Linked DNA regions of Homo sapiens: region 1 is linked to region 2. Evidence: chromatin loops called from intact Hi-C (ENCODE). Cell type or tissue: heart right ventricle. All regions are shown on one strand. Each heading gives the region's core, and the rest is flanking DNA. Links, peaks and the distances in the headings are about the cores only.

Region 1 (12,519 bases), core at 2,092-10,091, 190 kb after region 2:
TAAAGTTCCATAGTCAAATTACACTGGAAAACACTGGGTTAAAGAAAGTCAAACATATCCCTTTAGTGTAGAACTTTTATGCATTCTTAATGCAAATGTTTACCTAAATCTCCAAGAAAGGGATACGGTATACAGCATGTTCCAAATTCATTTGATCCAAGATTCTTATCCCAGCCCTCCCCACAATACACACATAATATTTCCTAAAATTATTGGCTTCCAAGGACACAAATTGGATTTGCTGATTTAAATGACAATTCAAAGGACCTTAAAATATTGGCTTAAAAATTTTCAACTCTTAAGTGTCTCAATCTTTGAATTCCTGAGTTTTATCGATTATAGTTAGTGCTTAAAACTAAATGCTAAGCAAAGGGTAGAGTACCAATAATATAAATGCTATTCGAGACTATGTATTTCTAATATATAATATACATCACCATTCCTCTGTGCCATATTCCCTGAGCCTAGGCCTTTTACTCTGTCTACTGATTAAAGTGGGGGCTGAGGATTAGAATTGTATTCAATTTCCTTTTTCTCCATTTCTGTACTACATATGAGCAGTTCCTAGAGAGGAGAAAGCATTAAGATTTCACATTTACTTTCTGCATTCTGTAGGAATTGCCCCAACGGAGTCTCCTTACACTTCCCAAAACTGTTTATGGGCAGGACTCCCTGAGTGGTAAGTGTAAGGATAGGTAAAATCCTAGAATTCCATAGTGGTGGAGAAGCTGGACAGAAAAGGTCACAGACATGGAAATGGTAAAGATTTAGACAGCTGAAAAGTCTCAGTGGAGATAAGAGCCAAAAGATGTAAACAGGCAATAGACATTAGTATCAGATCGCAGGTGGCGTACATTTACCAAGTATGGACCTGTTCACAGATATATATGACTTTAAGTCTAAATCTGTGTTACTAAGGGAGTTTTAGGCTGCCTATTATCCAATAGTGTAGAAATTCCTCAGAGCTCTACATAAATATTCCAGTCCTTTCTCTTTCTAAGCACATGGTGAGGTAGGAGGAGGGACTTGACTCCAGACGCTGGGCTCAGACACTGGAAGGAGTTGAGGACTAGCTAAAACAGGGCCAGTATGGAAACAGCTTTCCATAAGACATGCTTAGCAGTATGCCATGTCAGTTCCCCATTGCTATGGCAACACCCAAAAGTTACAACCCCTTTCCATAGCAATGACCAGTGACCTAGAAGTTACCTTTCTCCTAAAAATTTCTGCATAAATCACCCCTTAATTTGCTTATAATTAAAGATATAAATATGACCACAAAACTGCCTCTCAGCTGCTACTCTGGACACTCTATGGGGTAGCCCTGCTCTGCAAGGAGCAGTACCTCTGCTGCTGCTGTACACTGCCACTTCAGTAAAAGTTGCTGTCTAACACCACTGGCTTGCCCTTGAATTCTTTCCTGCCCTAGGCAAAGCCAAAAACCCTCCTGGGCTAAGCCCCAGTACTGGGGCTCACCTGTTCTAGGCCAATGGTAGGATCATATTATACTTCCCATCCAACTGAAGTTAGGTGTGGCCACATGGCATGCTTTGGCTAAGGGAATGTGAGTATAAGGAAAATGGGTCATTTCCAGGTGAAAACAGCTGTGTAGAGAAGAACCTTCAGCTAATCTGTGGTGGCTAAATTGTATAAGTGAGAAGGAAACCTGGTTTCTATATGTCACTGAAATTGAGAGTTGTTTGTTACCTGAGGAAACCACCCATAGTATATCTGGAACACTTCATATGTCTACATCTTAGTTTTATCATATGTAAAATAAATGTCTCTTACCTACAAAATAACTTCAAACATTGGATGCATCTGGGAAGAATTGCTACATTTATCTGAGGTGTTAAATATCTTTTGGTTAGTAAACATGATTCTTCAAATATGTAGAAATGAACAATCTAAGACCTGGAAGTTCATATGCATTGGAAGATAAATTTCATTCAAAATTATATCTTGTAAAAAACTAATTAAGGCATCTGTATTCCTGAACTGTGATTAATTCAGTGAATTCATTGTTTCAGCATCTATAAATGTGTGAACTATCACACTATATAGGAATGAGTACAAAAAATAAACTGAGACTTAAAAAGAAAAATAATTAAAGTAACTCTATTGCTCTTTTTAAAATACTTAGAGGTTTACAAAACTTTCATGATTCAGAGTGTCTGAGTCATCTTTACATCATTTTTATTTTGCAAAAATGCCAAGTCCAGTTTTATTTATGCAAATAAATGTGTTTCTATTTTATATTAAGATTTAATTAAATATGTAATAAAAAATACACATTTGACTTAACTTTTTTTCAGAATTTATTCAGCTCTCTTTAAGCTCTTCTGTTACATAAGTATCTCCTAAACAAGAGATTTTTTAAGAATCTCAAGACTATCCTCTAACTTAGCTTTCTGAGAAGAAAATACTAGTTGTTGAGAAAGGCAAAATGACTTTTTAAATATGTGTGGAGATTAAGACAAATACATTTAAAATATCAATGAAAGATACATAAAGAAATTTGTTGGCTGGACACGGTGGCTCACACCTGTAATCCCAGCACTTTGGAAGGCTGAGGCAAGCAGATCGCTTGAGGTCAGGAGTTCGAATCAGCCTGGCCAACATGATGAAAGCCTGTCTCTACTAAAAATACAAAAAATTAGCTAGGCGTGGTGGCGGGTGCCTGTAATCCCAGCTACTTGGGAGGCTGCGGCAGGAGAATTGCTTGAACCCAGGAGGTAGAGGCTGCAGTGAGCTGACAGCTGTACTCTAGCCTGGGCGACAGAGCAAGACTTTGTCTCAAAAAAGAAACAACAAGAAAACAAAACAACGACAACCAAAAACAGGTAAAGTCATGATTTTCCTACATTGCTTCTGTAATAAGAAAAAGTAAAATGAAGGGATATGGAATTTTTCAGGTTTGAGGGTTTTGTTTTCCCTTTTCAACAACAAAAAAGAAAAAAATTGTTAATTAAATTCATTGTTTTAACATGATATCCTTCAGTACCAGTGTCCGGTGAAGGGGGTGAATAAGTAATTTCATTGTCTACACAGTTAGAACAAAAGGTAGGAGTTCAAATTATTGAATTAATGAGAAAAATGAGTTCAGCTGTTTGGAAGTTATGATTAGAAATCAGCCATTATTCAAGAGCTAGTTTAGAGTTCTTTTATAGATGAGGCAAAAAAGAAAGGCCAATATCATATTTTCATATTTTGCGATGAAGAATTCTGGGATCTCAAACACTGAGTTTGAACATTTCATTAAATTCAAAGATGTTTTCTGAAGATACATTTTCTGAAGATACATTCTGAAGCCCCACCCATACTGGGGCTTTTCTCTTTGTGAAGGTAGGAGTGTCCTGTATGAGAAATAATATAAGCCAAGTTTCTTATTTATCTAAATCTCAGAAGTTGGCGTATCAAAGCCTCACAATAAATGTGTAAAAAGTTTATAAGTGGTCCAAAGAGTATAAAATTAATTAAACATCCTTGGAATTAATAAGTTATATTTCCTCTTCCTCTGGTTCCCATCAACTATATTCAATGTTTAATAAACAAATACAGTTTTTCTTTGCTTAGCATAGGCTTTTAGAAAGATGATATTCAAATTGCACTTCAAGGCCTTAAATTTTTTTTTTGAGATGGAGTCTCGCTCTGTCACCCAGACTGGAGTGCAGTGGCGCGATCTCGGCTCACTGCAAGCTCCACCTCCCAGGTTCATGCCATTCTCCTGCCTCAGCCTCCCAAGTAGCTGGGACTACAGGTGCCCACCACCACACCTGGCTAATTTTTTTTTGTATTTTTAGTAGAGATGGGGTTTCACCGTGTTAGCCAGGATGGTCTCAATCTCCTGACCTCGTGATCCACCCGTCTCGGCCTCCCAAAGTGCTCAATTACAGGCGTGAACCAATGCGCCTGGCCAAGGCCTTAAAAATTTTAAGAAAAGTTTTCCACAAGCTTTCACAATATTGTATTACATAAACACTCAACTGCTTTCTTTGTAGCACCACACTGTGATTTGAAAACAACCCAGTGTTTTCTAATGGTTGAAATTGAGGTTGTATGCAATGAGATAATTTTCATTTAGTTGTGCCTCATTGACATTTTCCCATTGTGCTATTTAACATTCTGGACTAGATTTGTTGAAATATGTCAGTTTTCCCACTCTATGACTCTTTTGATTATGAATCTCTCTGATAATAAACAGCTGACTCACCATACTTAAATTTCTACTCTCTTGTTGTCACAATCAAGTTATACATCACATTTGGTAAAAAAAAAAAAAAGAAAGAAAGAAAATAGAGAATTCCCTTTCCCCAAGACAGTGACAACAGCCAAATAAACATGTTTTTACTGACTCCACTTGACATACAGGATTACTAATGATCATTATTCTAGACAAAGAGTCTAAGGTCAAAAGAAAAAATGATGTTTAGAATGGAAAAGAATATATTAACAAAACAAATTCCTCAGAAACAAACTTCTTCTGAATAGTCATCTGTTCATTTCTTAAACATTTTTTTGAGTGGTTCCTGTGTGTCAGTGACTGAGAATAAAAAAGCGAGTAAGACACAAGCCACAGCATTAGGGACTCCCAGAACAGTGGGTGAGCTATACACTTAAAAAGAAAGTACAGAAAGTACAGTGAAGGTGACTTATGAGGTCAACCCTAAAGGAAAAGTGGGGTTTTCCCACAAAGGAGAGAAGCAATAGGCATTCTGGGGGGGCGGGGGGCGGTGGGGAAAGGTAGACTAGCACAGAGCTAAAATAGTATACGGCATATTGTGGAGGCAGCCATTGTATGTGATTGAAGTGTTGGTGATAACCAGTGAAGCAGTGGAGTCAATGTTTGAGAAACAGATCGAGGCTTTGTGATGGACCTTTTAAGACATACTAAGGACACTAAGCTTTATTTTGAAGGGAGTCATGAATCACTAAAGATTTTTAAGTAGGGGAGCAATTAATTGAAGTCTATAGTTTTTAGAAGATGGGTATGTTGGTTTCAGCAAGTGTGTATGTAGTGGCAGGGTGAGGGTGTGGATGGAGCTTAGAGACAGGAGAACAACTGGAAGACCATATAATAGCCAAGTTAAATGATGAAGACCTGAAGTAGAGCAACTGCAGAGAGAATGGAAAGCACGGGATTTAAGAAGATTTTTTAAATGTCTTAGTACTGGATATAGGCCAAGAGAAACCAGAAAGAGTCAAAATCAACTTCTGAGAGTGAAGGATGCTTGTGGGATGGATTAGAGGTTAAAGAAATTGCCAAGGAAAGGGGCCAGCTAGGGACAAATAATACTGCACAGCCATAAAAAAGAATGTGTTCATGTCCTTTGCAGGGACATGGATGAAGCTGGAAACCATCATTCCCAGCAAACTAACACAGGAACAGAAAACCGAACACCACACGTTCTCATTCATAAGTGGGAGTTGAACAATGAGAATATATGGGCACAGGGAGGGGAACATCACACACTGGGGCCTGTCAGGGAATTGGGGGCTAGGGGAGGGATAGCATTAGGAGAAATACGTGATGTAGATGACGGGTTGACGGGTGCAGCAAACCACCATGGCACATGTATCCCTATGTAACAAACCTGCACGTTCTGCACATGTATCCCACAACTTGCGTATAATTAAAAAAAAGAACTGTTAGGTGGTGTTGACAGCTCAAATAAAGTCAGAAAACATGAATCTTTCAATCAGCATGCATATGCAATTTTCTCCAAAAAGTTTGAATATATCAGGTCACAACTAAAAAATAAAATCAGAAAAGTTATCTGAAATCATTAATGATATCAGCAAACTTTGATATGTTCTCTAGAACGAAGAGTGTAAAAAGAAACAACTATAATAGCAGTAGGATGAATTTCCATTTCTGGTAACAGTAATGAGAGAATCTGGACTGATATACCCGATGTAATAAGATATTTGTATGTATTACCTGATGTAATAAAGATATTTGAGATATAAAAACAGTAAAGAGGCTGGGCATGGTAGCTCATGCCTGTAATCCCAGCACTTTGGGAAGCTGAGGCAGGTGGATCACTTGAGGCCAGGAGTTCGAGATGAGCCTGGCCAACATGTTGAAAACCCGACTCTACTAAAAATACAAAAATTAACCAAGCATGGTGGCATGTGCCTGTAATCCCAGCTACTTGGGAGGCCAAGGTACGAGAATCACTTGAACCCAAGAGGCAGAGGTTGCAGTGAGTGGAGATCAATCGCGTCATGTCACTGCACTCTAGCCTGGGCAACAGAATAAAACAAAACAAAACAAAACAAAAAACCAACCAACCAAACAAAAAACAGCAAAGAGCCTTTAGTAAGATGGTGAAGATTTGGCATATGAAAACTTAGGAGAAGATCAGAAATCAGAGAGGTGAGGTCACTTTTAAAAGCCCTTGGGCATATGACTATCAGGAAAAAAGATCTGAGAATCTAGCTTTACACTTCAAGTAGCTTTCTGTGCTTCATAGAAAAGTCAAAGTCCTTGGCCCTCAGGTGGGGCTTTAATTAACTAACCCAGCTTTATGCTGGTGTCATGAAAGGTCATACTCTCCTTTAGGGGAGGAGTGAACCTACCATTCCTCTCACTGATTTGCAGCCTTCTTGTCACAGAGGTGATTCAGGGAACATCAGGAGTTGTACTTTGTCTAAGATGATTCTGGTCTGATATCGCCCCCAGGTGCCTGGCAGAAGCAAACCAAAGTCTTCTCTGGAGGAAAACATTATCACTTAGATCTCAACTTACTCTTACGATCTTTAATTATAATGTAATTTTAAAAATACATTTCCAGCATAGAGTCAAAGATATCCAAGCAACCAAGAAATTAAGACACCATGAATGAGAACTAGCAGGAAGAGTAATAATAGAAACAAATCCAGTAACACTTGAGATACTATAATTATCAGAAATAGATTATAAAACTACACTTAGGATGTTCAAAAGAATAAAAGCTAAGATTGACAATTTTATACAAGAATTAGAAACTATAAAAGTGATATAATAGTAGCAGAGAAATATTTGTCTCTTTTTCTGTCAACACTATTTGGCCACATAGTTTAACATTCTTCATTTTAGAATTTTACATTTTGTGTTCTTTTTTGTGTTTTTTTTTGACACACTGAAAAAAAACCCAAATCCCACACTGGTAAGCCTAACATATTTTCATTTATTTTATAATTCAATAAAAAACATATTAGTTACATAAAAGGTATGCCTACATGTGTTACTGTGTGTACCTGAGTGTATGGTGAGCACCCAGGTGCATGCATTCACAAACTTCTTGGAAGCACCTGTGATTTCTGCCAGGTTCATTCTTATTGTCAACCATTCAGTACACAACTGGTAATACAATGTCACAAGGCACCCAGTATGACCACAGAAAATTTACAAAGTTAACACATGATTATGGGGAAATGAAAATTAATTGCAATTGCTTGCAACCTAAAGGGGTTAATTATAAGTATTACCCAAGGTTAACTATCATTTAACAAATTGTCTAAACTGTCACAAGGTCAGATATTTACACTGAAAAGCAAATATTACTGGGGGACTTAGTACATTGACTTTAAAACTCTCTTAAGTCAGATTCTTTCTTGAGTATAGGTCTTGCTTGACAAGAAAACGGGGGCGCTGAGTAGTCATATTCATCAGGGGTCTGGAGGGATAAGGAGGACTGAGAGGGAGGGAAAATTGGACAGAGAAAGGAGGAAAGGGGCATCAGAACTGAGCTCTGCCAACTTCACATTTGCTTGGCCTCACTAGATTACTCAGTAGTTGTAAAATCAAATGACTTTATCAATATAATGCCCATTTTTCATTTTAGAAGAGTGACACAGTGTATTACTTATTCTCATCAAAGTTGAATGAAAAATCCATAAGAAGCCCTTCATTGTTTGTACCTAGTTTAGCCAACTTAGTTCATTAGAATCTGGTCTATTTGACAAGACAAAAAACTGGCCAGTTACATTTAACAACTGTTCATCTGTGCACTCTGTAATAACAGCGTCAGCAGATTTATTTTCCCCATATAAAGTAGAATTTCCAATTCACACCATGTACTCTGTGACTATTATGGACAGTATTTATTCAGAAGGAATGCTGTGCAAGTTTGGAAGAGCTGTCTCTAAGAGCAGAGGGAGAGGTCATTTGACAAAACAAGAAACAAAACCTATACATGGGCAAAACATGAAGAGAACTAAAGTTTGTCATTCTTTTCAAGAAGAAGTTTGAAGTCCTAAAACAGTGCGACAATAGCAAAATCAGACAACTCTTCCTCTCCCTTGTCTTCTCTCAAGCTCTGTAAAATCAGAACGCCTCCATCCACTTAGCAAATTTCAGCTTTTTTTTTTTTCCTGAAGGAGGGGAACCTGCTTGGAATTAATGAGATAACACTAAAAAATAACTTCTATTAATTCTTCTCTTCCTGAAAAGTGCCTATTTTTTTTCTCAGTTGCTTTTTAAAAAGTAGAATATCTTCTAAAGGCTCCTTACGCAGTTTAAGCCACCTTTAGAGCACCTTTCCTCTCCTTTTTCCTTTTTTTGTTTCTCAAATTGGGAAGTGACTTAGTAACATGCAGGGGAAACTGAACTCCATCTCACAATAATATAGTTTCATCCAATGGCATAATAGACACAGTAGCATTCAGTCTGTGTTGTGACATAAAACTATTGAGATTGTAACTCAGTAAACTCATAGTGCTTAAGAGAAGAATAGAGGGAAAAACAAATAAGGATAAAGTCAAAACTGAAGTTACAGACTTGCAATGTAAATTTCAAAACTAAGCAAAAATCCTCTTTCTGCTGCACAAAATGTAAAATACCAAGTATCTTAAGAAAGGTAAGCAAGCTACAACACTGAAAAATCTTGACCTTTTCATTCACACAGATAAAAAGAAAAATTCAATATTAAGCATCCCAGAAAAGCGATGCACTTTAAAAACCAATCTTTTCACTTACCCTAGAACATGCACACCATGATCTCTTAAATCCTTTTAATTCCAGTACATCCAGAACATATGTGAATTCTAAGCATATTCATTTAAAGAACAAACTTGAACCAAATTGGTAATTACAACAGAGATCATAACAGAACTCTCTGAAATTCTAGGGAGAGCTATGAGTATGAAATCCAGCCTCTAGATCCTGGTGTGTACTGTGTCTATCTTTAACTTGAAAATGATTTGGTTTCACATTCCATTGAAGTCCCACTGGCAGATGCCTTTGGTAAGCTCGCCAATGGCAGGCTTTCATGCGCCCTCCCTCCCCGCTCCCTCTGACTGAGCTTCCGCTGTTACATCTAATGCTGATTTACTCAGCTGTCTTTTTACCTGTCTCTACGTGGGTAAAAGGAGATGCTTTCATTGACGGATATTACGGAAACACTTGGAAGCTGAACATCAGCCCGAGGACTCACTATGCTTCCCCTGCCATCCCCTCCCCCTACTCACTGCCAGAAACCAACTGACTTCCAAACTTGGCTGCCTGAAAAAGAATGTTCTCTGATTGGCATTCCTGGAAGCAGAAAGCAAGGCAGCTCAAGTTTTGTACTGTTACTCAGCATGAATAACTTCCCAGGTACACAAAATACAAATAGTAAATTTTTTTTCTTAACTTTGAGGAGGGCATTAAAAATATTTTCATTGTAGGACAGCATTTAAGTTTTAATGTCCACATGTAATTTTACAGAGGATGGCAATGGCTGTAGTAAGAAAGAGAAATGACAAATTTTTTGTTAAAAGTTGAATGAGTCTTAGTAAATGAGTTGGGATCCGTTAGAAGAGGAAATCATCATGCCGCCTGCTTGCCAGTGTTTTGGAGGGCAACTGTTCAATCTGTGCATTTTCTGTTAGAGAAAAACTTGTTGTAAGAATTGTGGAAAAACTGATTTCAACCAAACAGGAGAGAGTGCAAAAAACACTTCTATCTCCCCACTGAAACTTCTTTTTCAGGACTGTCTTGCAAAACTTGAGTGCGGACTGGAAAACAAAATGTGTGTGTGTGTGTGTGTGTGTGTGTGTGTGTGTGTGTTATACAAGTGTATATCTAAAAGAAGAGAAATTGAGTGAATGGAAACAAAGAAAAAGATACATTTCATCAAATAGAGACTGACATGAATTAACAACATGGGGTCCCTTTAAATCACCATTAATTAACTTGTGTTTAATATTTATTAATATTTAGTGGTCACTGGGGCCAAAAGATCTCCTGCCTCTGAAAATAACTAACCTCTTTATGTTCAAAACATGCAATTCTACAGACCACACAACTTCTTCAAAAGCCTAATGAAGGCTTTATAATTTTGGTAATTGGACACATCTCAACCCTAAGCATTTGGGGGTTTCCAAATTTCAGCTAGCTGTGGCTGCCAACTCTAGGCAACTGTCAGCTGGCTGGGCTCAGGGTGGTGGTGTGGCTGCAGCTGCTCCTTGGAACTTATGTGGACATCTCAAAAATATTCAACGGCAAAACGTAGATGCCAGAAAGCAAGCTTTCTGTTTTTGTTTGTTGATGGTTTTGAATCTTCTATTTTGGGTTATATTTTATCATATCTAGGGCAATACCATCTTAAGAAACCATGAGGGAAAACTTGATTAATTGGCATCATATTACTAGCCTATTTTAGTGATATTTTGATGCCCCATATAGATTGGTGGCTTACCAGCTTTTAGCCTTTTAGCCTAACTTTGTTACTAGATGTCTTTTAAAAAGATCAAAAGATAGAAACAGAGGAGTAAGAAACTTTCCTTATTTTTGTCCCCAAAGTTGACAGTTTCTTAGGGAAACTGCAGGCTCTATGTAATGCTGATAGACGGGCATTCTAATGACTTCACAAATAAATGGGAAGAAATAAAGCAATAGTCCAGAAAGTACACATTTCTGTCACTGTGTTTCTTTATCCCTCTGTCAAAAACACGCCTTCCCAAGGCTAATGGATGGTGCCAAAACACAAATGAACTAAGAAGGGTGGACAGACGTGCGGCCATCAATGGTTCACATTCAGCTGCTCTGTTCACCTCTGTTGTATCTCAGAGTGAGCACTAGCACATAACTGATACTCAAAAAATGGTTGTTGAAACTGAAGAACTGCTCATGTGCAAGTGTATATCTTAACCTATGGAAAATGGTTATTTGTTGGCCTACATCTTAGATAAATATGTTTTGTATTTGTCTTGGGAAAAATACGCTTCTTTTCAGGCAATTAACCAAAATATTATATAGAATGTATATTATGTACCAAGTACCTTTACTGAAGCCAAAAAATCATTATACATCTTATGTATGTATGTATGCATGTGTGTGATTCTAAATATTAACGTGGCAAATATTTGTTAAGAGCACTTCTACCAATCTTGGTGGCTTATAAGAAAAATAGAAAAAAAAATGAAATGTTTAGGTTTGCTAATATTTCCCAGTAATGAGTAAACTATAATAATTTTCCTTATCGAACTGTTACTGGCCACTCTTTATAGTGCAACATTCATCAGTCAGATATCTCCTAAGGTTCCCAACTTTATCTCTGCTGCTATTTCCATTTGTGCCAGTCTTAGAAATCTCAGAACACTCAACAACGGGAATAGGAACATTAGTCCAGATGCAAGTGTGAGTGAGTACAATCATTTTTTTCCTTCTTTTTCCCCCTAACCTTCACAAGGCAATTGATAAGATTTATAATGGCTAGAACTCAGTCTTTATCGTGAGTAAATGTTGTTTTCCTCTTTCATAAGCACTAATGTGAGAATTAGGATTAGATCAGAAAAACAGCTTCTAGGGCTTGCTTCCAAAGAAAACTGGGCATGTAACAGGCAAATCAGATACCCTTGATTTATCATGAACAAGAAGTTAATCTCTCCTCCATTCTCCAGAAATAGACTCTATTAGCACCGTTCTGTGGATGGCAAATGCTGGAGCATGGCTCCTTGCAGGGGTGACCAAGGTGTTCAAACACAGGCCTTAGCTGATCTGTGAGACATCCATGTGTATGAAGAACCTGGTCACTGAAAAGCAAACGACCTCTGTTATTTTTTTCCTCCCTAATAAATATCCTTAAGGGATTAGGACAGGCAGTATTCTCATGGTGATAGTTTTATAGCTAATATTTTTGTCATATCATTTATTTTTAAAAGCATATACTTTTTATGCAAAAATAATTTGGGGTATAATTGTGATTTTTGTTAAAAGAGAAAACATTAATACATCCAAGTCATTTAAAAGTAATTAAAATAGATACTGCCCAAGAAAAAGTAGAAAAACTTTACATAAACTGCATTAGAAAACAGGGGCTCTACAGACAAATATGGAAGATTCAAAGCAGCAGCATGCTATTTATTATCTTATTAAATGCCAATCAACTTAAAAATATACCCAGCAATCTCTTTTATGGGTATATACCCAAAGGAAATACATCAACTCCTAAAGGTATCTGTACTTCCATGCTCATTGCAGCATTATTCACAATAACCAAGATGTGGGAACAACCAAAGTGTTCAATGACAGAGGAATGAATACAGAAATTG
Region 2 (12,519 bases), core at 1,778-9,777:
AAGACAGGAAGTGAAAGCCAAACATGTAGAGAGGAACAGACATTCAGAGGGTGCTTACGGATCAAACGCTGCAAGCAGGAAGTTAAGGAGGAGGCTGATGGACTGCTCCACATGGATTTGGTGAGTGGTTGGCATCCGTTTGTTGAGCTGGTAAAAAATAGTGGAGAGCACAGCCTCTAAGCGGGACACGTTGAGTTCAGTGTTTGGGTCCAGGTTGTTCAGAGCATTTTCCCGCAATGCTTCTATGACATTCCATATGTCCACCAGGTGCACTACAATTAAAGCAGAGTTAACACATCAGCCCAAAGTAATGGAAGGCAAATACATCAGTTTACATGACCCTCTGTCCTGTTTTTTTCTAGGTATCTCACATGTGTGCAGCTGTTGCAGGGGGTCAACATAAGTAAATGAACATAGGCTGTGCATTATCTCTAAGACTTGATGTGCATTACATAATAGCAAGCAAATGATTTACTGACCACCACAATAGATAGTTATTTCCAATCTTCACAATCACTCTTGAAATACAGCTATTATCCCTGTGTTACACATAAGATAACTGAGGATCTGGAAACTGAACTGACAAATGCAAAAGTAGAAGAGGAGTCAATGGCAAGACTAGCATTCAGATCCAAGTCTATCGGTTTAAAAGTTATTTCCCCATTGCACACCCTGCCCCCTCAAAAAGAAAAGGCCAACATTTAAATTCTAGTGTTTGAAAGGATGTCCAAATTATATTTGAGTATTTAAAATGTTTTCATTTATTTATGTGTTTTTTAGTAGTATGCTGTTGGAAACAAGAAAAAAAAAGAAAGTTAAGGTAGGCAGGAAGACAAGGTAAAAAGGAAAAGTTATGTATACACTGCAGCAGCAGCAGAACTAAGTCACACATCACTGAACTAGGCTGGTCAAGAACAAGAAGTTTCTTGGCTACATTATTACCAGCTGATTTAAGTCATGGTTACTTTCACTAGGGTAGTCAAGAAAGCTGTTTCTGTTTTCTTCCCTATTTGCCCTGAGGTCTTGTTATGAGATCCCAGAAACCATGATCACGACCAAGATAAAGAACACGTCCTCACCCTCAAAAGTTTTCTCATGCTCCTCTGCAATCCATCCTCATTCCCTGTTCCAGGCAACTATTGATTTGCTTTCTGTTGCAAACTTCAGTTCTTAATAACTGTAAGTATATGGTAAACACTCTTTTTTGGGTCTGGATTCTTTTACTTAGTGTTAACTGTTTTGAAATTCATACATGTATTGCTGAAAGTATCAATAGTTTTCTCTTTTTTATTGCTGAGTAGTATTCCATTATATGGATATATCACAATTTGGTTATCAACTCACTTGTTGATGAACATTTGGGTTGTTTTTCAGTTTTTGTTTATGAATAAAATTGCTATGAACAATCACGTACAAGTCTTTGTATAGATATGTGGCTTCCATTTCTCTTAGACAATGAGGGATTCAAAATATTAAAATCATTAAAAATATTAAGTAAATACTTAGAAATGAAAAGGCTGGGTTTCACAGTAAGTGTATGTTTAATTTTTAAAGAAAGTTCCAAAGTATTTTCCAAAAGTAGTTGAACCATCTTACATTCCCATCAGCAGTGTACGAGAGTTCCAGTTCCTCCACATCTTCACCATTTAAGGTTGACTTTTCATTATGCTTTTGCATTTGCAAATAAATATTTTGTTTATTCTCAATGAAATATAACAGTTTCCGTTTTTGAGAAATATGCACTGTATATATATTTTTTCACTAACAGCTCCCTATTTTTTTGTCTTCTACCTCATTGCTCTCTCCTGGCTATATACCTAATAAGCAAAACTAACATCAGCTTCTACTATGAATTGAGCTATGTGACTTTTTTCTTGACTTCTCTCTTACTTTTGCTTTTCAGAACAGATCTATGGTTTCTGACTTTTGGTATAGGAGAACTTGTCACCAATTTCTTCCATTATAATAACAAATGAGCCAACTAGCCAACAGTCTTTTGAAGTCAGACCCTTTTCCCAGGCTAGGTTTAACTGCAGGATCTGTAACCACAGAACCCTAAGAGAGAGAGAGCAATCTGTTCAGACATTCTTATTTTCAAATTAGGCATAAAGAAAAACAAAAACCTAAAGTATGGTTCTCATAACTAACTTTGTGTGCACATTGAGATCCAAGAGATGAGTAGATTATGCAAATCCTTAAACTAAAAAAAAAAAAACAACAGGTTACATAGAACCGTTACTGTGTCCTTTACTTGGATTTTTGCTGTTAATTTTAACAATTACTCAAAATAATGTTTTATGTTATGAAGGGAAGATACCTGTGCTCAAGGAGCACTGGACTTGGAGTCCAAAGACCTAGGTTGCAAATCTGGCTCTTCTACGACAAGTGCATGACCTCTAAGACTTAGAGTCTCACTTCCTTCATCTATGAAATGGGGCTGGCATTCCTAAAATGGAAAAATGCATAGAGTAAAAAGTGGTAGTTCCTGGTACCTAGCAGACAATGCATTATAGATGAACAAGTAAATAATGTGAGTCATGTCAAAAGAAAAATATATTGCAATATATCTCTGATTTGGAGCAGATGAGTACAAATCACATACCAACTAAAATAAATATTTATTAGTTTTGGAAAAATTCAGATTTAAGTGATTTCAAATTTGCAAGCTTTTCTGTATATCAAGAATTAATCAACAAGGAAATTATTTGTATTTCTTGGTGTTATTTATCCAACTCTTCTATCTAGCAAGCAAAACACTCCCAGGGAAATGGCATTTATAAACTAAATTTATTTATTTATTTAAATTCTAGTTGGGAAGAGCTGGGATTCCTCTAATTACTCCCTATAGATTTGATCTGTGAATCTTCTGGATCTAGTCATCAGGATGTGTCTGGGTGCAGGATGCAAAGAAAGCAGTGCTGATGACATCCAGCCTGTCGTCCTGCTTGGTCCCTGTGACCTATCCTCACCTAGTTCCTGGTTGTGGATGATGTGGAACAGACATCTGGGGAGAGGAGCATGGACTGGGAACTTGAGCATGGGAGGGAGATGGGTATATGTCAAGAAAGCTAAATGGCTGTTGGCAAAGGGAGGGAATCTGGATGCTTAAATTTCTCTTGACGAGCCATTGTAAGGAATAGGAAACCCTTTTAGAATTCCCAGTGGTGGAATTATCCAGGCCCATGGGAGTGACCACAGGAGTGGCCCACATAAGGGTTCCCACATAGGCATGCCCATGTAAGGGTTCTTTGGGTACTTCAGCCTCAGGGTGAGCAGCCCATACTCATCTCTCCCCTTGCCGGCTCTGGGATTCCCTTCCTTGGTGAATGCCACCATCCTCCCGCTGCCTATTCTCCCTCCAGGGAGATTTACTTTCTGGGTTCTATCAATGACCTAGTCCTATGGACTGTATATCTCCTAAACATCACTGTAATCCCACCATTTCCATGAACCTTTATTGCCACCACCCAATTTCGTTACCCAATGCTATCACGCTTACTGTTTGGCTGAGTCAGTTCTTTTTTCATTCTTTCTGTACTCCCTTTCTACTCACTGCAGCCAGAGTGTGATTTCTAAACCGTAATTTGACATATCACTTGTATGCTGCTTAAAATTGTATGCTGCTTGGAGAATGGCGTGAAGCCGGGAGGCGGAGCTTGCAGTGAGCCAAGATTGCGCCACTGCACTCCAACCTGGGCAACAGAGCGAGACTCCGTCTCAAAAAAAAAAAAAAAAAAAAAATATATATATATATATATAGTATGCTGCTTAAAGTCCTTTAATAACTTCCCATTAATTTGAAATCTAAACAAGGATTGAAGTTTTTTTTCTTTCTTTTCTTTTTTCATCTAGCCCCTGTGTACTTCTCATCTACATCTCATCTACTATACCTTGGCGTCAACATTACTTCCTCAAGGATATCTTTCTGGGCTGGATCAGAAACCCTGTCTCCGGGTTTTATACCCCTTGCATGCACCACCTTAGAGCTCTGTCCTTCCCCATCACAGCATGTAGTGGGCACTCTTGTGTAGACCAACAGTTTGTCTGTTTCCCATTCTGCGTTGCATGTGGCACAGGACAAGGCTGTGTCTATTGTGATAACTGTTCACACCCCTAGTGCCCCTCACACTGCCTTACACATCCTTACACATAGGAACTTGGTAAATGTCTTTTGACTAAATGAGAGAATGACAAAGAAATGACTCAACAGTGAAACAGGGTTTTCTAAGGATGCATTTGCTTTCTAAAATGCAATAAGGCATAGTCATGAAGAATCACAGAGACACTGGTTTGAATCCTAGGTATACTGTCAGTCTAATTAACTTCTCTGAATCTTCATGTTAGAAAAGTGGAACTGAAAATAGCATCTACTTTCGGATGATTACTATGACAGCTGAATAAAATAATGCCTGTAAAACACTTGGAATAGGGCATGTCATGTAGGAGACAATAGTTGTTTATTATTATAATCAAATACCTAGAAATTATATGAAAGTTATTAAACATAAATATGCTGCATTTATGTGCTTACATATTGAAGGTCCTAATATAAGGAACGTAAAAGAAAAATATTTCATGAAAAATAAAATAATTCTGGCTAACTGTGAGAATAGATAATTAAAAATGATTTAAGTAAAACTAGTTTTCATAATTATATGCAAACACTATGGTAGATTGTGAGGACTCAATACAAACAATATAGATGTGGTTCCTGCCTATGGGAGCTAACAGTCTGGTGGGAATACAGACATGACTCACACAATCACACAAACGGGTGATCAGAAATAGTGACATACTGTGACATATAGCATGCTAGGTATAAAATGGGATTACGATATGGTCTTGATTGGGCCAGAACAAGATAAGGTTGCAGGAGCACCATAACTACAATAAGGATTTGGCTCTTTATGCTGAGTATGAAGACATGGGTTTTAAGTAGGACAGCAACATGATCAGGAATGCAGCTTAAAAATGTCATTTCTGACTTTAAGGGAAGAAAGGAGCGGAGACGGACAGGCACACAGTGGGAAGTAGTTGGAGCATATTGTTTTAGTTCCAGTAAGGGATGGTGGTATTTTTGTCTACAAGGTGGTACTATGCAGAAAAAACTGCAGTCACGCACATTGTACCCCTTATTTTCCAGTGGTGGCATAGTGGAAAGAATTCAGATTTTGCAGCCACAGAGATTAAGGTTTCATTCCTGGCTCTGGAAATAACTGCAAAACTGGGCAAATTTTATTAATAAAAATAAAATGTAATAATATTTTGTTTATACATTGTATTATTCCTTTTTTAAAATGAGGAAACGAATGCCATCCAGAGGCAGTTATAGTGAGATTAAAAGAGAACGTGTATTTACATAATAGATGATCAAGAAATGAGCTATTTGTGATAAAATAACTAAATACACTCTGATCTAAAGCCATACTATTCTACTACTAATTTATAAGATCTGTGAGTCCAAAACTAAATTTTAGCCAAGTATCCCAATTTCAATAAATTAATCAACCCATAATCTTGATGACGTATTATGTGGGTGAAGTAAAAGAATCACAAAGTGCATTGCAGCCACAAAAGCAGACACTTAGTTTTGTTGTCATAAATTTTGAGTTAGTGGAGTTTAAGTTGATTTTACCATATCGGGTCATTAGAAACCTGGTGAGGAGGCTATCTTTCACAAAGGTTTCATGGAAACTTTATTTCATTGGCGACTACCTTGGGAGGTGTAAGCATAGTGCAGAAGGTGCAGGAACCGGGGCAGTGGCTGGGGTCCCCTACTGACTGTCCCTATGACCTTGGGCAAGTCACTTAACTTCCTTAGGTTTCAGTTTCCTCGCCTGTAAAATGAGGACAATACTATTTTCTCTACTACATTGTTGTTTTGGGGGGGTCAAATGAGATACTTCACATAAAGCACTCCACATAGTGCTTATAATAAGCATTGTATAATAAGCATTCAGTATACATTAGTTATTGAGAAATTTAAGTAACATAAGCCTTTTGTTTATTTAAATAGTGACACTGAGAAATGCTAAGTTGAGATTCATTAAGAAGTTATTAAGAAGTTTGTTTTAAAAGTCTGACAGTTGTATAAATATGTTGCTTACTGCTGTGCTAGTTAAATCATTTTAGATGACATTTAGGTTGTGTAATAATGACTATGAACCACTAGATGGCACTGCGCGCATTTTACTAAATAGCTATCAAACCAGTCGTCCATTAATAGAGCACCTGCTACTAGGCACAGGAGATAGGAGGAATTCCCTCATCTATACAGTTGCATATATTTTACATTAATATACTAGGAAAGGCAACGGTTTGCATAACGAAATTCCTTAGTTAACAATAACCACATCGAGAATAGACAAAATGCATTCTTAACCTAATATTTAGTTCTTCATGGAATCTTAAAAGTAACGATAATAGTGTTGATTTCAGGCATTAATTATTAAGACCTAAGATTTGTCTTTACATACATAAATGGAAATAGACAAAGCTTCAATGGTTTTCTATAAATCCAGGCAATCTCAGGTAGAAAAGGGCTAGGTTCGGGTGTTGGGGGGAGAGTTGCAGATGGGTAAAGGAGAGTTTGTTTATCTCAAGAGATATTTTTAATGTGTTTTCTGACATCTTGCACTATTTTAATGGGAGATGGAGTCCTTCATTCACAGAGATGACTTAAATCCAAGCATCCGTAGGAAAAGTGCTAAAATGACAAACCTAGTTATATCTAGATAGAGATGGCTGATGTCATAAACTTTATTAGAAATAGTAGAATCATATAAGTTAGATAAAATATGGGGGAGAAAAATATCAAAAAGACAACTTCAAGATTTAGTCTATTTTATGATTTATCCAGGGCCAGCCTTTCTTGAATCCCTGAGGCTGGGTCCAAGTTTCTGAATCTAAGCATGATGTTCTTTTTCTAAAGCATTTGATGATCTCAAAATTCTCAAACCCAGACTCTACCACCTCCTGAGTCCAAAATATAAAAGAGTGGAAAAGGGTTTTGACAAAACTCTCCAGGTGATTCTGACAACCACTGATTATAAACTTTTAGAAGGTTTTCAAAGGGCTTGCAGCTGAGAAAGGTCAGTAGACAATTATAGTGACTTAGCTTTAGTCATTATGGAATAGTGATCCTTAACTGTGGCTTCACAATGGAATCACCTGCAAGGATGTAAAATGGATTCCTGGTGATACTGGTGGTCCAACATCACACTTGTAGTAACAAAACACAGGCTATTTAGAAATGCTGCATCTCTTAGGCTCCCACACAGACCTAGAAAATCGTAATCTGCATTTTAACAACATATCTAGGCAGTTTGTATTCACATTTAAGTATAAGAAGCGCTTCTTGAAGTCAGTAGTTCTCAGTCCTTTGGCATCAAGACAGCCTGAAATGTCTTCGTAGGTTGTGAGGTGTATTGCAAGAAGCTGATTACCATAAATTAATTTATGCAGTTTAACAGTGATTTGTATAAGGATATATATACATATTATTTTAGAAGGGTTTGAGGCTTAATCCCTAAGAAGGTCACTCATTGCATTATGATGTGCTTTAATTAGGAGAACAGGAAATTGTAGTTATGCTGGAAATTGGATATAATCTGTTGATCTGCTATTGGGAATACATATATCTTCTTGTGCGTAGACAGTGTTGTGTGTGGTTTTGTGTGTGTGTGTGTATATCCATGCGCATGCTCCCTCAATCTCCACCCTGCCCTCCGTGCTTAAAGTGAGGGTGACTGGTGTCTGAGGTTTCTGTTATGACTTGTTTTCCCCTCTTTGAGATATGCAGATATATGCAGGAATCCCCATAGCAACAAAGATAAATAGTTTCTCCTGAAAATGCATTCAGTTCTCCCCTCCCTAGATGTAAATTTCCTGACCTTCAGTGCAATATTCCCGGCATGAATTTCCATTGCAATTACACTCTTCAGAGTACAAGAACAAAGTTCAGGTAGTATTTCTGATTAGTTTACACACCGGGTTTGAAGTGCCATATTATGTTCTTTCATATAGCAGATTCTTAAAATACATTTGCTAGCTTGTAGAAAAGTTAATTATGGAGACTCATTCTTTTAGTTATCAAACAAAGTTCCAATGTCCTTAGAATGAACAGATGAACACGCATATAAGCATTGTCTTGTTCCTACGACAACTCTCAAATGGAAAGTTTCATTCAGTATTCTAAGCACCAAGTAGACTTTAAGAAAAAATTGCTTTTAAGGAGCTCACATGTGGGCCAGGCTTCACAGAACTGGGGTGTGAGGAGGTAGGGAGAGGAACTTAGCCCCTTGAGAATGTCAGGAGTGACACTAGGTTCCTGAGACTCATTACCCTAAGCTGCTCACTGGCTGCATTTTGTAGTCTTCCATCTTAGTCTTATAACTTCTCTCATACAATAAGTGTTTATTCAGTCCTTATTGTGTTGCAGTGCTGTTCTGGTTTCTAGAATTGGAGTGTACAAAATAGGTCCCTAATCACACAGAACTTACATGTGTGTCGGAGAGGGAGGAGATAGAGATATTAAATAAGTGCATTGAGCATGCAATAATAATCTATTTTCTCTCCTTTTAGATTTCAAAATATTCAATTGGCATATAAAAATTGTATATATTCAGAGGTATACAATGGGATTTGACATTTATATATACATACTATTTATATTCTCTTATAGAGAAACATGAACTGAGACACTGGGATTCAAGTGTTTCTTCATTTGTACAATGGGAATAATAATATCCTTTCTGATAGAGTTCTGAGGAACAGTGAAAATGTACATGGGAAAAGAGTAAAATATAAAGTACTATATAAATTTTAGGCATTATTCTTATTTTTGAGAGCAAACAGAGAGGCATTAAAATTTACTCTCATATTCAGGTAGAATTATAAAAATTTTCCACTCACAAAAATTCTTTCAATTCTTTGCCTCACTCTGTCTGGTATAAATATATTTGTCCCTTAATATGAGCTTTCTTCTATAACTTGAGGTTTGTTTTCCCTTTAGTGGATGAAATGATGTTATAAATCCATGAGAGACTGTATCACAGTGATTACGAGTTTAGTTCAATTTCAAATCAAATATTTCAGGGGCCGGTGTGGTGGCTCACGCCTATAATCCTGGCACTTTGGGAGGCTGAGGAGGGCGGATCATGAGGTCAGGAGATTGAGACCATCCTGGCTAACACGGTGAAACCCTGTCTCTACTAAAAATACAAAAATTAGCTGGGCGTGGTGGTGGGCGCCTATAGTCCCAGCTACTCGGGAGGCTGAGGCAGGAGAATGGTGTGAAACCGGGCCAAGATCGCACCACTGCACTCCAGCCTGGGCGACAGAGCAAGACTCCATCTCAAAAAAAAAAAAAAAAGAATATTTCAGTGTATCACTAGTTGCCATGCATCAATCATACATGCAGGCTGTAACATATGGAGAAAGATTGCCATATGCATATACACACAGAGTTGGGAAATGGAACAAGCAGCTAGATTCCATAATAGTTTCAAAGAAATTAAATCCAACCAGCATTTTTAAGGCTCTACAATGCATTATGGTTGATGTTATTGGTGATTTAACAAAATATGAGAGCCTGACTACAAAAAAGATTGTAAGTCTCATGGGGAAAGACACACTCAGATGACCTAACTGAAGATCACCACAAGACACTGTGTTATCCAAAGCCCACATCCACAGTGCAGATTAAAAAGAAAAGTGCTACAGGAGCTCAAAATACAGGAATGCTTTATGGGCTGGAAACTATGTAAAGATTTGGAAGAGGAGGTAAGGCTCAAGTTGATTCCTAAAACACAGCAGAAAGTGCATAGATGGGGATAAGGAGGGAAGGATATTCCAGGAAGAAGTGGGTTCAGTGAGCAATGGCACAGAGCAAAGAACGATGATGGTGCATTTAGATTTTATATTGACCTAGAACCAGAGAAATTTGTGTTGGAGCTTAGAGGAAAGCAGGGTCTATAACTATTCATTTATACTGCCCAGTATATAACACTCTTAATTTTTCAATGAGGGAATATCTTTGTTTTTATATTTTATTAAAGATTTGAATCTCCTAAAGTTAAATGTTTAATTTCATTTTCAGACTACTATGTGAGTTAATTCAGAGCCCCATCTAAAGCTAAGAGGTATGGTGGTGGAAACCCGGGCTGTTCTTTAGAGCCATAAGTGGGTCTCAAACTATCGAGTTTGAATCCATAGGTCTAGAGTGTGGCCAGGGCATCCCTAGGTATAATCAGCTTCTTAGATGATTTTGTTAGACAATAAAGTTTGAGAACCACTGCTATGGAGCACAACTTAAAGAATGGAGTTAGACAAGAGACAGGAAGAATAGAGATGCTCCTTTGATTCAGAGGAATTTCCTGGGAGCACTGTGGCCAAGAAAGCCAGGTGCAAATTACCTAGTTGTTAAGAGCTCTAAAATAAATAATTTATTTTTATGCCCTTGTTCAGGCCTCTTATCATGAGAAAATGGTATTTAAAAATCTTTTAGGGAAGAAGGACTCAATTAAATGGTATGCTTTTCCAGGGTCAATAGATACATTTTTATGTGATTACACTGAAGCTATCCGCCATCACCCACATTAACCAAACATTGAAATCAGAAAGAAAATGTTACTAAAGGCACAATCTTCAGATTTGTTTTCCATTAGTGAGCATGAGCTATACCTTTATAAAATGTGAACCCAAACAACAGCTGAGTAGCTCACTAGGCGTTTTTATGCTTCCAATCTCAACGTCTTTCTGGCTCTGAAAGCATGCTTTTATCTCCAAGGTAGTTCTCTTTGCTAAGGATCCTTAGAGAGAAGCATCATGTCTTACAGAGATAACATTTTAGTTTCACTTTAATTTCCTGGTTAAGATGATGTAATAAACCTTCATGAAAAGGTCTACAACATATTTTTGGTGTAAAATCAAATTGAATATCATGCCAATCTTCACAGGCCCTGGTAGTACATCCATTGCCTATTAGGAAAAGGTATTCAGTATTCCTTAAATTGTGTCTGCAGACCAGAATCGTTATTCAAAGTGAGGTATGAAAATTGTTGACTCAGTAGCTGTCACACTATAAATTAAATCTAAAAACATTCAATTGAACAAGGATTTATTAAGCCCATTATTTTTAAAGTATTATACCAAGGATTACAAAAATAATAAGAGAAGGTAAATGAAAAGACAGATCTGAATGATAACTAATTTCTCATTGCCAGTGTTTAACTTTATTCAGAATATTAATCACTTTAGAAGCAAGAAAATCTTGTATCTTATTTCTCCTGTGGACAGTCATTTTATAAAGGGCTTTTAGAGCTCACATCTTTAATGTGGTCTTATCATTCCCTACATTCTAGTGCCCTAATCTAGGCTTGTAAAAGCCTTCTACTTAGAAGCAAGCCTCCTACTCACCTCCACTTTCTGTCTCTTTCTGTCTATCCTAAGAAATATTATAAGGTTCTGCTCTGGCCATGCCGTTCTCCATTGCCTATTGAGTAAAACCCAACAGGCTAAGCATGAAAATCAGTGTTTGGACCTCAGTCTACTAGTCTGTAGTCCCATCTCCCACTATTCTCCAGCTTCTTCCAAGAGTCCTATGCTCTAGCCACACTGGACTTCATAAATTCCAGGACATTCCCTTGGCTTTCTTGTATGTGCCTTTACTTAGCCTGCTCCCTCCACCAGGTGTGCCCTACAATCACCATCCCTCAAGGTACCACTCACATGCCATGTCCCTGAGGATGCTCATTCTTATACCCTCAGGTAGGATTACTTTCTCCCTTTTGTTGCTCCCAGAGCACTTCACATATCTATTGGACCATTTATGACACTACATATTTTCCATAGTTATTAATAAACAAGTTTTTTCCTGAATGTTTTATATCATTCCATAATTGGAATTATAAATTCCACTTAATATAAAATCATGAGCTAAATTTTATGCTCAGGGTCATGTATATTTTGAAACATAGGTCCATGGCTTTCATCAGTTTCTCCAGAAGATACGTGGGGGTAAACTTAAAAACCACAGAACTACGTGCTAGCATCTTGAGGGCATGGGCTATGTCTTGTTCATCTTTGCATTCCTCTCAACTCTGCATAATACCTTGTTCAAACTGGGTTCTCAATAATGCTAAGTGAATGGAATAGAGTAGGGCACCTACTGGATGCCCAGCATTACACATAATCTTTAGAAGCTTTCCCTTTACCTCAGTGTTCTAAGAAAGCTCCACAAGGCTTTATTGGGCATAGTTTTCCACAGAACCTTTCTTATTTCTTATGCAGTAACTTGAACTGTGGCCAGAATCCTAGAAGCCAGAGGCCACATTCTGAAAGAGCACCGATAGGGCTGGCAGCCATGAGGAACTGTCTCCTACTTGTCCTTTAGAAATTTGAACTCACTGACCCTGAATTATGTGCCCATCTGGCCAACATAAACTCAAATAGATGAAGTATACCTGGCCATTGAAAAAAGTGAGTAAGTAGCAACTGCATTACTTTTACTTCATTCAT

The links. Hi-C counts contacts between places; a loop is a spot of excess contacts. Peaks named below come from ENCODE experiments on the same cell type or tissue, not always from the same donor. Only the 100,000 strongest peaks of a DNase experiment are listed, where the experiment ranks them.
Region 1: it touches region 2 in a loop (3-fold over the local background); 45 of 110 quality-filtered maps call a loop at or near these places.

What each region holds. Positions count from the first base shown.
Region 1 is chr18:34,589,982-34,602,500 of GRCh38, reverse strand. It overlaps a transcript of DTNA not described here. Among named protein-coding and RNA genes, the nearest start is that of DTNA, 110 kb to the left of the region's middle. In heart right ventricle, for the core only: a CTCF peak has its summit at 6,697 (motif pointing left); a DNase peak (open chromatin) is centred at 9,360; H3K4me3 peaks cover 3,773 bases; H3K27ac peaks cover 4,419 bases.
Region 2 is chr18:34,781,790-34,794,308 of GRCh38, reverse strand. DTNA (dystrobrevin alpha) reads right to left here. Exons shown (of 23, transcript NM_001386795.1): 4 at 59-272. Among named protein-coding and RNA genes, the nearest start is that of DTNA-AS1, 20 kb to the right of the region's middle. In heart right ventricle, for the core only: CTCF peaks have their summits at 5,953 and 6,157 (motif pointing right); no DNase peak of the experiment used is centred there.